2 separate regions of the Mus musculus genome follow, and region 1 is linked to region 2. A link is a loop called in an ENCODE intact Hi-C map of the cell type or tissue named here. Cell type or tissue: heart. All regions are shown on one strand. Each heading gives the region's core, and the rest is flanking DNA. Links, peaks and the distances in the headings are about the cores only.

What was found. Hi-C counts contacts between places; a loop is a spot of excess contacts. Peaks named below come from ENCODE experiments on the same cell type or tissue, not always from the same donor. Only the 100,000 strongest peaks of a DNase experiment are listed, where the experiment ranks them.
Region 1: a loop joins it to region 2, with 5 times the contacts of the local background. A loop is called at or near these places in 2 of 42 quality-filtered maps.

Annotation. Positions count from the first base shown.
Region 1 is chr7:51,431,881-51,437,260 of GRCm38, reverse strand. No RefSeq gene overlaps it. Among named protein-coding and RNA genes, the nearest start is that of Gm33015, 9.5 kb to the left of the region's middle. In heart, for the core only: a CTCF peak has its summit at 2,179 (motif pointing right); no DNase peak of the experiment used is centred there.
Region 2 is chr7:49,775,081-49,780,460 of GRCm38, reverse strand. It overlaps Prmt3 (protein arginine N-methyltransferase 3), which reads right to left and starts at 2,103. Exons shown (of 16, transcript NM_133740.2): 1 at 1,960-2,103; 2 at 1,748-1,880; 3 at 70-152. The coding sequence starts at 1,984. In heart, for the core only: a CTCF peak has its summit at 2,230 (motif pointing left); DNase peaks (open chromatin) are centred at 1,710 and 2,140; H3K4me3 peaks cover 1,448 bases; H3K27ac peaks cover 1,103 bases.

The DNA of each region.
Region 1 (5,380 bases), core at 247-5,246, 1.7 Mb before region 2:
ATGCAGGTATAGAGGAAAAGTTGACCATCCCCAAACATTGACTTCCTCTATTGCCCTTTCTTATTTCCTTCCATCTACCCCCCCTCCCTTTTTCATATCACTGTGTGATAGCTTTTAGTTTCATGACCTTTTCGCAGCTTTTACATATGAGAGATAGCATGTGGTACTTGTCCTCATAGGACTGAGTGTTGAAGGTAATATCCTGATTATTGGTTGTGTTCATTTTTCTTGCCAATGGCATGATTTGATCCTTTACAACTGGGAAACCCCCATAGCCCAGCCTGTTTGCTAGTTAATTGGGTTCTTGTAGACTTGTTTCTTAGGTGAGTGATTTTGTGTGTCATGGTCATCTGCTGAATATAGAAAACTATTTTGAAGTAAAATCAACATCACACAAGAGTAAATGTAAGAAAGAAAATACAAGAAAAATATTAATAAAAACTTCTACACTCACATTGTATTTCCCCCATATTTTGAACTTTTGATGTCCTACTTTATCATCATAGTGCTCATCGATTTATAAATACAATTAGTTTTGAGGCTTTAGTCTTCATACTAAAGCTATATTCATTTTATGCTCTGTGTCTACACTCCTCCTGCATTGGGAGTCCAACTGTATGGTTGCTCTCACCATTTTTAGGGTCTATTGTGGGAAAGGTATGGTTGTGATAAATTATCTCTGGTATGTTTTTTTTTCCGGAACTTACCATACATTTCCATCATTTTAAAAAAGAGTAGGTTGATGGACCTAGAGGGCATCATCCTGAGTGAGGTAACCCAATCACAAAAGAACTCACATAATATATACTCACTGATAAGTGGATATTAGCCCAGAAACTTAGAAGACCCAAGATATAAGATACAATTTGCTAAACACATGAAACTCAAGAAGAATGAAGACCAAAGTGTGGACACTTTGCCCCTTCTTAGAATTGAGAACAAAACACCCATGGAAGGAGTTATAGAGACAAAGTTTGGAGACGAAAGGATGGACCATCTAGAGACTGCCCTATCCGGGATCCATCCCATAATCAGCCTCCAAACGCTGACACCATTGCATACACTAGCAAGATTTTGCTGAAAGTACCCAGATATAGCTGACTCTTGTGAGACTATGCCAGGGCCTAGCAAACACAGAAGTGGATGCTCACAGTCAGCTATTGGATGGATCACAGGGCCCCCAGTGGAGGAGCTAGAGAAAATACCCAAGGAGCTGAAGGGGTCTGCAACCCTATAGGTGGAACAACAGTATGAACTAACCAGTACCCCGGAGCTCTTGACTCTAGCTGCATATGTATCAAAAGATGGCCTAGTTGGCCATCACTGGAAAGAGAGCCCCATTATCTGCCTCAGTACAGGGGAATGCCAGGGCCAAGAAGTGAGAGTGGGTGGGGGAGCACGTGGGAAACTTTTGGGATAGCATTGGAAATGTAAATGAAATAAATACCTAATAAAAAACAAAATAAAAAAAAAGAAAGAAGAAAAAAAAAAGAGTAGGTTGTCTGGATGAAGTTTTCTTCTTTAAAGTATCCTATGTTGAAATTTTCTCCTTTGCTAGCTTTTTCTCTTTTGATACAGCACTGTGGCTAACTCAACTTGTTCATGACTAGACAGTAAGGTCCCTGTTGACACTGGTGATGTTAGGCGAGTTAGAGCACCTCACCTGGTACTTGGAATTTTATTACTTTAATAAGTTCCTCTTTGCCTTTCTTCTTTGAGAGCTTGATAATAAATGTCTTGGGATTGACTTGGCTGAGTTAAGAAATAACAGTCACATTTGGCTCCCCTGTATTAGATATAGGGTGTTTTACTGTTATTCTGTCTGTCTGTCTCTGTCTCTCTGTCTCTCTGTCTCTGTTTGCCTGTCTTTCTCTCTCTCATGTATTGTGCTTCTAGAACTCAAAATTTGTCCTTTGAATGCTGCTTCAAATTTCAGATAAGTGTTCTTCATTTTGTTCTCCTTCATGTGTCTTCAAACGGCATGTCTTCAAGCTCACCAATTCCTCCTTCCATTTGATATGTTCAGCTGTTGATGTTTCATATTTAAAATTTTGTCTAGAGAATACTGGGGTGTACAATTTTTGTTTGTTTCAGTCTTTGGTTATGTTAATCAATTTCCCTACTTTTAAGTACTTGGAGTCTTAAACTCCAGGTCTGTATTTCATGTGTTGTCATTCTTTCAGCACTAGATGGCACCCTAGGCCCAAGTTTGTCTATAACCATAGTTGGTGTCATCAGAATGGACTGGGTAGGGGTGTACCAAAAAAACCAAAACAAAAACCAAAACAAAACAAAAAACCACCAAAAAACAAAAAAAAAAACCACCAAAAAACCAAAACAAACAAACAAAAAAACCCCCCAAAAAAACAGATTTTAGAAGAAATGCTCTCAGTTTTTCTTTTTTTCCAGATTTACTGCAGTTTAGATATGGTTTTCTCTTATCCGTAGTTTCTTCAGGACTTTTATTGTGAAAAGTGTGTTGAATTCAAAAGGATTGTGTGACGTGATCTGTCCTAGGCTCCATTAAAATAGTGTATTATATTTACCGATTTGCATATGTTGAGCCAAATCTGCATCCTGGGTATGAAACCAGCATGATTGCGATGTACATCCTTCTTAATGTATTATCAAGTTCAGTTGGCAAGTCTTCTTTTGGCAGAAACTCAGCATCTATGTGTATCAGGGAGTTTGGTTTGTAGTTTCCTACTTTTGTTGTGTCTTTATGTGGTTTGGGTACCAGGGAATACTGATCTTGTGAGAGGGTTTTGGTAGTAGTGTTCTTTTCCTTTGATTTTTGTGGAACAGCTTGAGAAATATGGCATGCTGAATAGTTTTATGTCAACTTGACCCAAGCTAGAGTCATCTGAAAGGAAAGAGCCTCAATTGAGAAAATGCCTTCATAGAAGCATGCTATAGGAAGGTCTGTAGAAAACTTTCTTTATTAGTGATTGAGGGGAGGGCAAGCCCTTTGTTGATGGTGCCATCCCTGGACTGATGGGATTGAGTTTTATAGGAAAGCAGGCTGAGGAAGCTATGAGCAGCAAGCCAGTAAGCAGTGCCCCTCCATAGCTTCTGCATCAGCTCCTGCCTTCATATTCCTGCCCTCACTGCTTTTGATGATGAATTGTTACGTGGAACTTTAAGTGAAAATTAACCCTTCCCTCTCCAAGTTGTTTTTGGTCATGTTTCATCACAGAAATAGTAACCCTAAAAAAGACACATTGGCATTAAAATTTCATAAAAATTATGGTAGAATTCACCAGTAAATCTGTCCATTCCTGAGCTTTTGAGATTCCATCTTAACTCAGTCAGAATGACAATCATCAAGCAAACAAGTGACAACAGATGCTGACACAGAGGTACAGAAGGACTCCTTGCTCACTGGTGGTGAAAATGTAAACCAAAGGTAGAGTTTTCTCAAAACATGAAAACCAGAGATAGTACATGCATGGCCTAGCCTAGCCCTGCCACTCCTGGGCATATACCCCAAGGATTCTACATCTCCCCATAATAACACCTGCACACCAATGTTTATTGCCACAGTATTCACAACAACTGAGAAATTGGATCATCCTGAATTTCCATCAACAGGCAAGAAGGCAGTGAAAATGTGGCACAGAAACACAATGAAATATTACTTAGCTATAAGAAAAATATAATTATGAAATTTGCAAAAAACATATAGATCTAAAATATATTTTTTCAGAAAAGGAAGGAACATTTCTTCTCTATACCATAGTGATCACAACTCTCTGTTTCCTTCTCTTAATATTTGTTCATATACATATCTACATACATACATATATATGTGTATATACATTATAGAAGAGAAAGAAGCTTTAAAATTTTCTATTTTGTCGTAAATTATGTGTACTCTCTGTGTGTGTTTGAGGGGGGGGGAGCACAATGTCTGCAGAGTCCAAAGGAGGAGGGGTTGGATTTCCTGGAGCTCAAGTTACAGGTGGTTGTGAACTATCTGATGTACCTGTTAGGAACTCAACTCTGTTCCTCTGCAATGGCAGGACATGCTCTTAATCACTGGATCATCTCTCCAGCCTTTGAGAAGAAGTTTAACAGGAGTGTGAGAGGAGAAATAGATCACAGTAGAATATATGCGATATGGCAGTGGAAAAGCGAATCCTTGGATAGAAATGTGCAAATAAGGAGGGAACAGGGAAGTAAGAGGAACAATTAACCAAAACAAAAATGTGTGAAAATGCAAAGAAATCCTGTTGCTTTGCATGCTAATGTTAAAAAAGATAGAGCATCTCTACCTCCCTGCACTTGGAGACAGAGCCAGGTTCTCAGTGAGCAGCCTACAGTAAAATGTTTTCTGATCTGGGGTAAAGCTGTCCTCTCCATGGAGACCAGCCTTAGCATCTTATACAATGTATCATTTTTGCCCTCAAGCAGATAAGGAATGTCTTGTATTGTGAATATTTGGGGAAAGAGATGCACTTCACACTTTCACAGTTACCTCTACTGTACCCACAACTCCCAGAGACCCTTGTCAACACAAGGACAGATAAACAATTAAGGCCAATGCTGCTATGGTCTACCTTATACCACTTAGTGCTCCTGACTTAGCATTGTAGAACCCATCACGAATGATACTTTTTAGAATACATGTCAATATGGCTGGGGTCTTCAGGGTCCTCCTGCTGCAGAGAAGGGTCCAAAGGCTCTACTGAGCTCACTGGCCTACGGCAAGAAGTCACAGAAATCTTCCTAGTTTGGATTTCACAAGTCTAGTATTGAGTTCCAAGACAAAGCCATTTGTTTACTTTAATGTCTTACTCTCCCTTCTCAGAGATTACATAGATTTTCATAATGGTTTTTGTTGTTGTTGTTTTCCTTTTTCAGCAGCTTCATTGAAGTATAATTTACATACTAGAAATCCATTTTTCCCACCTTTTAGATTAGATATTTTCTTCATGTACATTTCAAATGCTACCACAAAAGTCCCCTATACACCCCCCTCCCCCCCCCCCCGCGCCCTGCTCCCCTACCCACTCACTCCTACTTCTTGGCCCTGGTGTTTCCCTGTACTGGGACATATAAAGTTTGCTAAACAAAGGGGCCTCTTTTCCCAATGATGGCCGAATAGGCCATCTTCTGCTACATATGCAGCTAGAGACATGAACTCTGGGGGTACTGATTAGTTCATATTGTTGTTCCACCTATAGGGTTGCAGACACTTTCAGCTCCTTGGGTACTTTCTCTAGCACCTATATTGGGGGCCCTGTGTTCCATCTTATAGATGACTGTGAGCATTCACTTCTGTATTTGCCAGGCACTGGGATAGCCTCACAAGATACAGCTATATCAGGGTCCCTTCAGCAAAATCTTGCTGGCATATGCAATAGCGTCTGCATTTGGT
Region 2 (5,380 bases), core at 271-5,270:
AAAGGGTCTGGAAAAAGGGTCAATCTAAACTTCACAAGCAAACCTGCCTTTATGCTAAGAGATACTCACCATGTTTATGGACCATACTATCAATATTAAATTGATGCTCCAACTTACAGTGTGAAAACGTTTCCTCAGCAGAGGCGAACAACCTGAAGAGACAAGCATAGAGTCTCCTGGAACAGTCTCAGAGGAGGTCAAAATACTGAATGTTAGCACTTCCTCCAGGCTCCACCCAACAGTTACCTAGCAACAGCCTACCCCCTCCCTTCCCCTCCATTCCTCTCCTCACCTTCCCTCTCTCTTTCTCCATTTACTCTCTCCCTCTCTCTCTTCCCTTGTGACCCTGGCTGGCCTTTCCTCCTCTTCCTCTCTCTTTCTGTCCTTCTCTGTCCCCCTCCCTCTGCCTCTACCCCCTTCCCCAGGGTCCCTAAACCTGTCCTTTGGCAGATTCCTCAGGGGGACTCCTCAGCAAGTCCCAAGAGGAGCTCCCTCCCTCTGGCGTTACACCACAACCGTTTTAGACAACACTGAATACCCCAAATTTACCCAGAGGCTTCTGGGTAATAAAGCTCTCTCTGATATATTTGGTTTCTCTCAAGTCACAAAAGTTCCCTAGTTGAGCCTCTTTCCCCTCCCTCTGAACCCAGCATAGTGTTTTTAGACACAAAGCACACAATTATACAGCTGGCACATTCCCAAAGTGCCAGATTTCAAGTGACCTTGGTAGTCCTACAGCACCTGCACTACAGCGTGAAGAATAACACTTCTTTTGTATGTAACCTCCAACACTGAAGGACACGAACGAATATACAGCAGAGACTCCGCACTTCACTTCTGTATGCCTAGCACACAGGCAACTCTCAATGTCTGCCAAGACAGGTCATCTGGATCATCCTCGCAGCCTATCACAGGGCACTGCACCACAGATGCTCAATAAATACAATAAATACGAGTGTGCAGTCATTCTCCTCTCCAATGAGGCGCCACCTAGGACCACTAATATGCCACCAGTCAGCACCAGGAACCGACACAGGGGGCGGGACCCAGCAGCGCTAGTCAACATCAATCACCCCTTTTTCAGCCAAGTCACTTCCATCTAAGATGCAGGATTTTAAGTGAAAAGAAGGTGTGTCCTAGGAATATAAACAGCAGCTTCGTGACCTTGAACAAGTTGGTGGCTCTGCAGCCTCATTTTCCCCTAAGTACAAAGAGCATCAGTTCCTCCCTCAATCATGGAAGTGAGCTAGTTCTGTCTAAATGGCTCAGTTGAATGTTACATGAGAAGAGAACGTCCTATTATAGGATGGTAGAAATGGAAGCGCGCTTCCAGTCTATGCGCTTTCAAAGTCTGGTATCCAAGGAACAGAATGAAAAACACCCAGCCTTCATGGAATCCCTAATTTAGGACTAAGGTGTGAAGTTCAGATTTTTTCTGGGTGTGTTTTCGAGAGGGTCTAGCTTGGTGACTCAAGGCTGGCCTGGGATTCCTGACCATTCTCCTGCCTCAGCCTCCAGAGTGATGGTATGCCAGGCCTGACTTAGTATGGGGGGTGGGGGGGGGGAATTAGAGTGAGGGGTGGGGTTGACTGGGCTGCAGAGGCAAACCCAGAGCGCGGTCCCCGGCTCCGCCCCCCCCGGACCACGTGAGCAGCCCCTTGTCAATCAACCGTCCCGCGCGGGCCGGAGCCTCGGGCCCGCCACGTGCTCGCTGGCGCTGCGGCGCGCCTTCCACACCGGCACGAACCTGTCACAGAACAGGCAGGGTGTGTGCTGCCGGCCGTGCGCGGGCTCAGTGTCCGCGTCCTCGTCCTCCCAGCCCGCGTCGTCTCCGCTGTCCGACAGTTCCAGGGGCTCCGGCCCCAGCTCGGCGCCACGGCCTGCAGAGCACACACGGTCAGCACCGAGACCCGCGCCCGCCCACCCGCGCCCCGCCGCCCTACGCGAGGGGGCACCCACCGTTCCCCGCCGCTAGCGAACACATGGCCGCCGACCAAGCGCGCGGCCGCACAGCGCGGCACCGGAGCCGGGAACGAGCGGCGCGGGTGCGCGGGAGCCCCCAAAGCGATCCACACGCGGAGCGTGAACCGTCCGGAGAGCGCTTCCGGGTCACGTGGGCGTAGGGGGCGGGGCACCGCTCTCCGGCTTGGACGCTTGCGCAACCGAGGCGCCGGCGCTTACAAGGTTGAGCACCGACTTATCGCAGCGCCCTCTGGCGGCAGAGATGGCCAATGCAGGCCAGGCTCGGAGGCTCTGGGGAAGACAAGAAAGCCCCTTAAATTAACCTGTATGCTGATGTATGTGGGTGTGCACTCAAGCCCCACACCCCTACTAGGGGTTAAAGTGATAAAGTGAGAACCATGGGCTTTACAAACACCCTAAGTTTGAACTCTATTTCTGAATGCTTGAATTCTAAGCATGAGCAGGTAACCTGCCTTCTCTTGGCCTCAGTTTCCTGACTGGTAAAGCACTCTCATGACTGCAGTAACCTGATGGTTATGGTAAGACTTACACGTGTGTGAAAAGTTTAGGCATTAACTTGAGCCTATACAATGGAAACAGGTGGACTGTGTGATATGTGCCAACAAATGCTCTCTGCCCTGCCTGTGGGGTTAGGGAGGATACCAGGGTTCCCGAGTCTCAGGCTGCCTCCTTTCTAATATTCCTAGTATCTAACAGTGGAGTTCCCTTAGGCAGGTGGGAAGCAGTAATTCTGGGTAGGTAAAGCCTCCAGGCTGCAGATGAGGCTGGACTCTGCATGGGGCATGTTTGAGGACATGGCCAGCTAGGCCTGCATAGTATAGTGTCAGACAGCTCAGTTCAACTTCCCACCATGCACACCCTCGAGCCAGTGTACTGCTGATCACTGAAGCTCTTTGGTGGGCAGTTCCTCTTCCCCTCTGTTGTGTTTTATAAAAAGATAAAGGGAGAAGGGATATGTTTTGGTGGAGGTGTAGTCAGGTGGGGGGGGGGGGGGAGTGGTGCCTCTGCGGGCCCATGCTGAGGCACCTCTTCCCCCTGAGGGCATGGTATAGTAATAGTATAGAATAGAGTTTATTCAGGGCATGGGGAGGGGAGTTAAGAAGGTAATAGAGACAGAAAAAGGCAGAGAGAGAGAGAGAGAGAGAGAGTAGCGGATTAGAGGAGTAGAGGCCAGCCATGAGCACGTGGAGAGAGAGGGGGGAGGGAATGGGGAGAGAGGGGGGCAGGAGCCAGAAGGCAAGAGGACTCAGAGGGGACAAGCAGCCCCTTTTGTAGTGACTCAGGCATACCTAGCCAGGTAACAGGGGGGGGGGTGCTAACACCCTCCCCCAACAGGATTTTGCTCACATCATAATTTTTTAAAATATTTTTGAGAATATCACACAGTGTCTCTTGATCATATGCCTCCCACTCCTCCTCTTAATTCCTCTCAGATCCATCCACTCCCATGGCCCTACCCCTCACCTTTATATCCTTTTAAAAAACAATAACATGGATTCCAGTTTCTGGGGTCCATATACTCTGGGTTGGGGGACAACCACAGGAGTGTGGTCAACCTACCAGAGGTCACAGCCTTAAAGAAAACTCCCTCTCTGAGAAACATCCACTGTCATAGCTCCTCAGGAGTGGGTACTCAAGAATCCCCAGCCACGCCATGTTAGAATGCTGACTGGCTTCTCTCGTGCAGGCAACCCCAGCTGCTAGCTTTACGAGTGGTCCTGGTATGTGCAGAAGACGGTTTCCCTCCAGTCCTCCCAACCTCTTACAGCCTGCCTACCCCTTGTGAAGGTTTGAATAAGTATGGTCCTCCCCACAGAATCATATGTTTGAACGCTTGGCCCATGGAGAGTGGCACTATTAGGAGGTACGGCCTTGTTGGAGTATGTGTGGCCTTGTTAGAGGAAGTGTGTCATTGTGGAAGCAGGCTTTGAGGTCTCCTATGCTCAAACTCCACACAATGTGGAACTCAGTCCCCTTCTACTGCCTTTGGATCAAAATGTAGAACTCTCAGCTCCTCCAGGACCATGTCTGCCTGCACAATGCCATGTTTCCCACCATGATCATAGACTAAACCTCTGAAACTATAAGCCAGCCCCAATTACATGTTTTCCATTATAAAAGTTGTCTTGGTCATAGTGGTCTCTTCACAACAATAAAACCCTAACTAAGATGCCCCCCTTCCCAGTCACATCAACCATTTCTAAAAACAGGTTGTGTTACTCTGGGAACAGCCCAGGTCTTCCTTATTGTCTATTACTGTCTATTATCTTCTCCACCTCCTCTCCCTCCTCTTCCTCTCTTTTTCTCTTTCCCAAATACCCCATTCCATGGTCTGGCTCACAGAAGAGGACAGGGTCCATCACATCACCTTCTGAAGCTCTCTGACATCCTAGGACATTGCCAGATATCTGCTGGCCCTCTTGGCTAGCAGACTGCTCAATGACTTATCACCACCTTGATAGGAGCACCTGCTGAACAAATGAATGAATGTACAGCCTTTCTTTATCTGGGCCCATCCGACTCTCTCTCTGCATAAACTTCTCTCTCCAGCAAGCCACATTTTTCTCTGTTGAAGGAACCTGCTGAACCATAGTGGTGCCCAAATGTTGATGGTGACAGTAATTAATGCCAGTCTAGAGGCCCAGAACCTTCTGTGAGGCTGACATCTCGCTACAGTACAGGGCTTGGGTATGGGCTATTTTCTCTCCTACTCATGAAGATAGATCCTTCCAACATCACTCTACTCTGTTATTGAGATCTGACTGTAGACTTACTCGCTCCTGAATGTTTGATGCGCAGAAACAGTAGAGAGTAACTTAAAACTGGCCACTGAGTCTAGCCGTCTCCAGAGCCCACAAGGCTCAGTGTATTCTTATGGGTATCCCCAAAGGCTGCTTCCCTTCTCTTCTCAAAGCCCAAGACTGTTATGATGGGAACACATCCAGCTCCTCCAAGCCCAGCCATGAGGGAACCCACCAGCAGGAAGAAAACTTCTACTTTTGAGATGGGGTTTTACTATGTAGTCCTGGAAGACCTTGATCCTTGCGCCTCAGCCTCCCTGGTGCTAGGATTACAGGCAGGCATCCAGCTCTGTCTCCTTGAAGCTCACTTGCCAAGATCCCAGACTGCTCTAGAAGAGTTGACATTGACAATGTCTGCTGTCTTCCAGGAATACAAACCCATACTACAGGGAACGGTATTCACTCAGCAGTGTCCACCAAAAGTTGAAATGTAATCAGGACAATAGACAGTCATTGAAGTCAAGTGACTTAGATCCCCCAGCACAGAAGCTGCACCTGTCCCATGATGTAACTGGCACAATGTGCTCCTCTGGGCACTGCCCCTTCCCTCTGTTTTCCTTTCCTGCCTGTTTAATGTGTATCATCGAAAGAAGGCT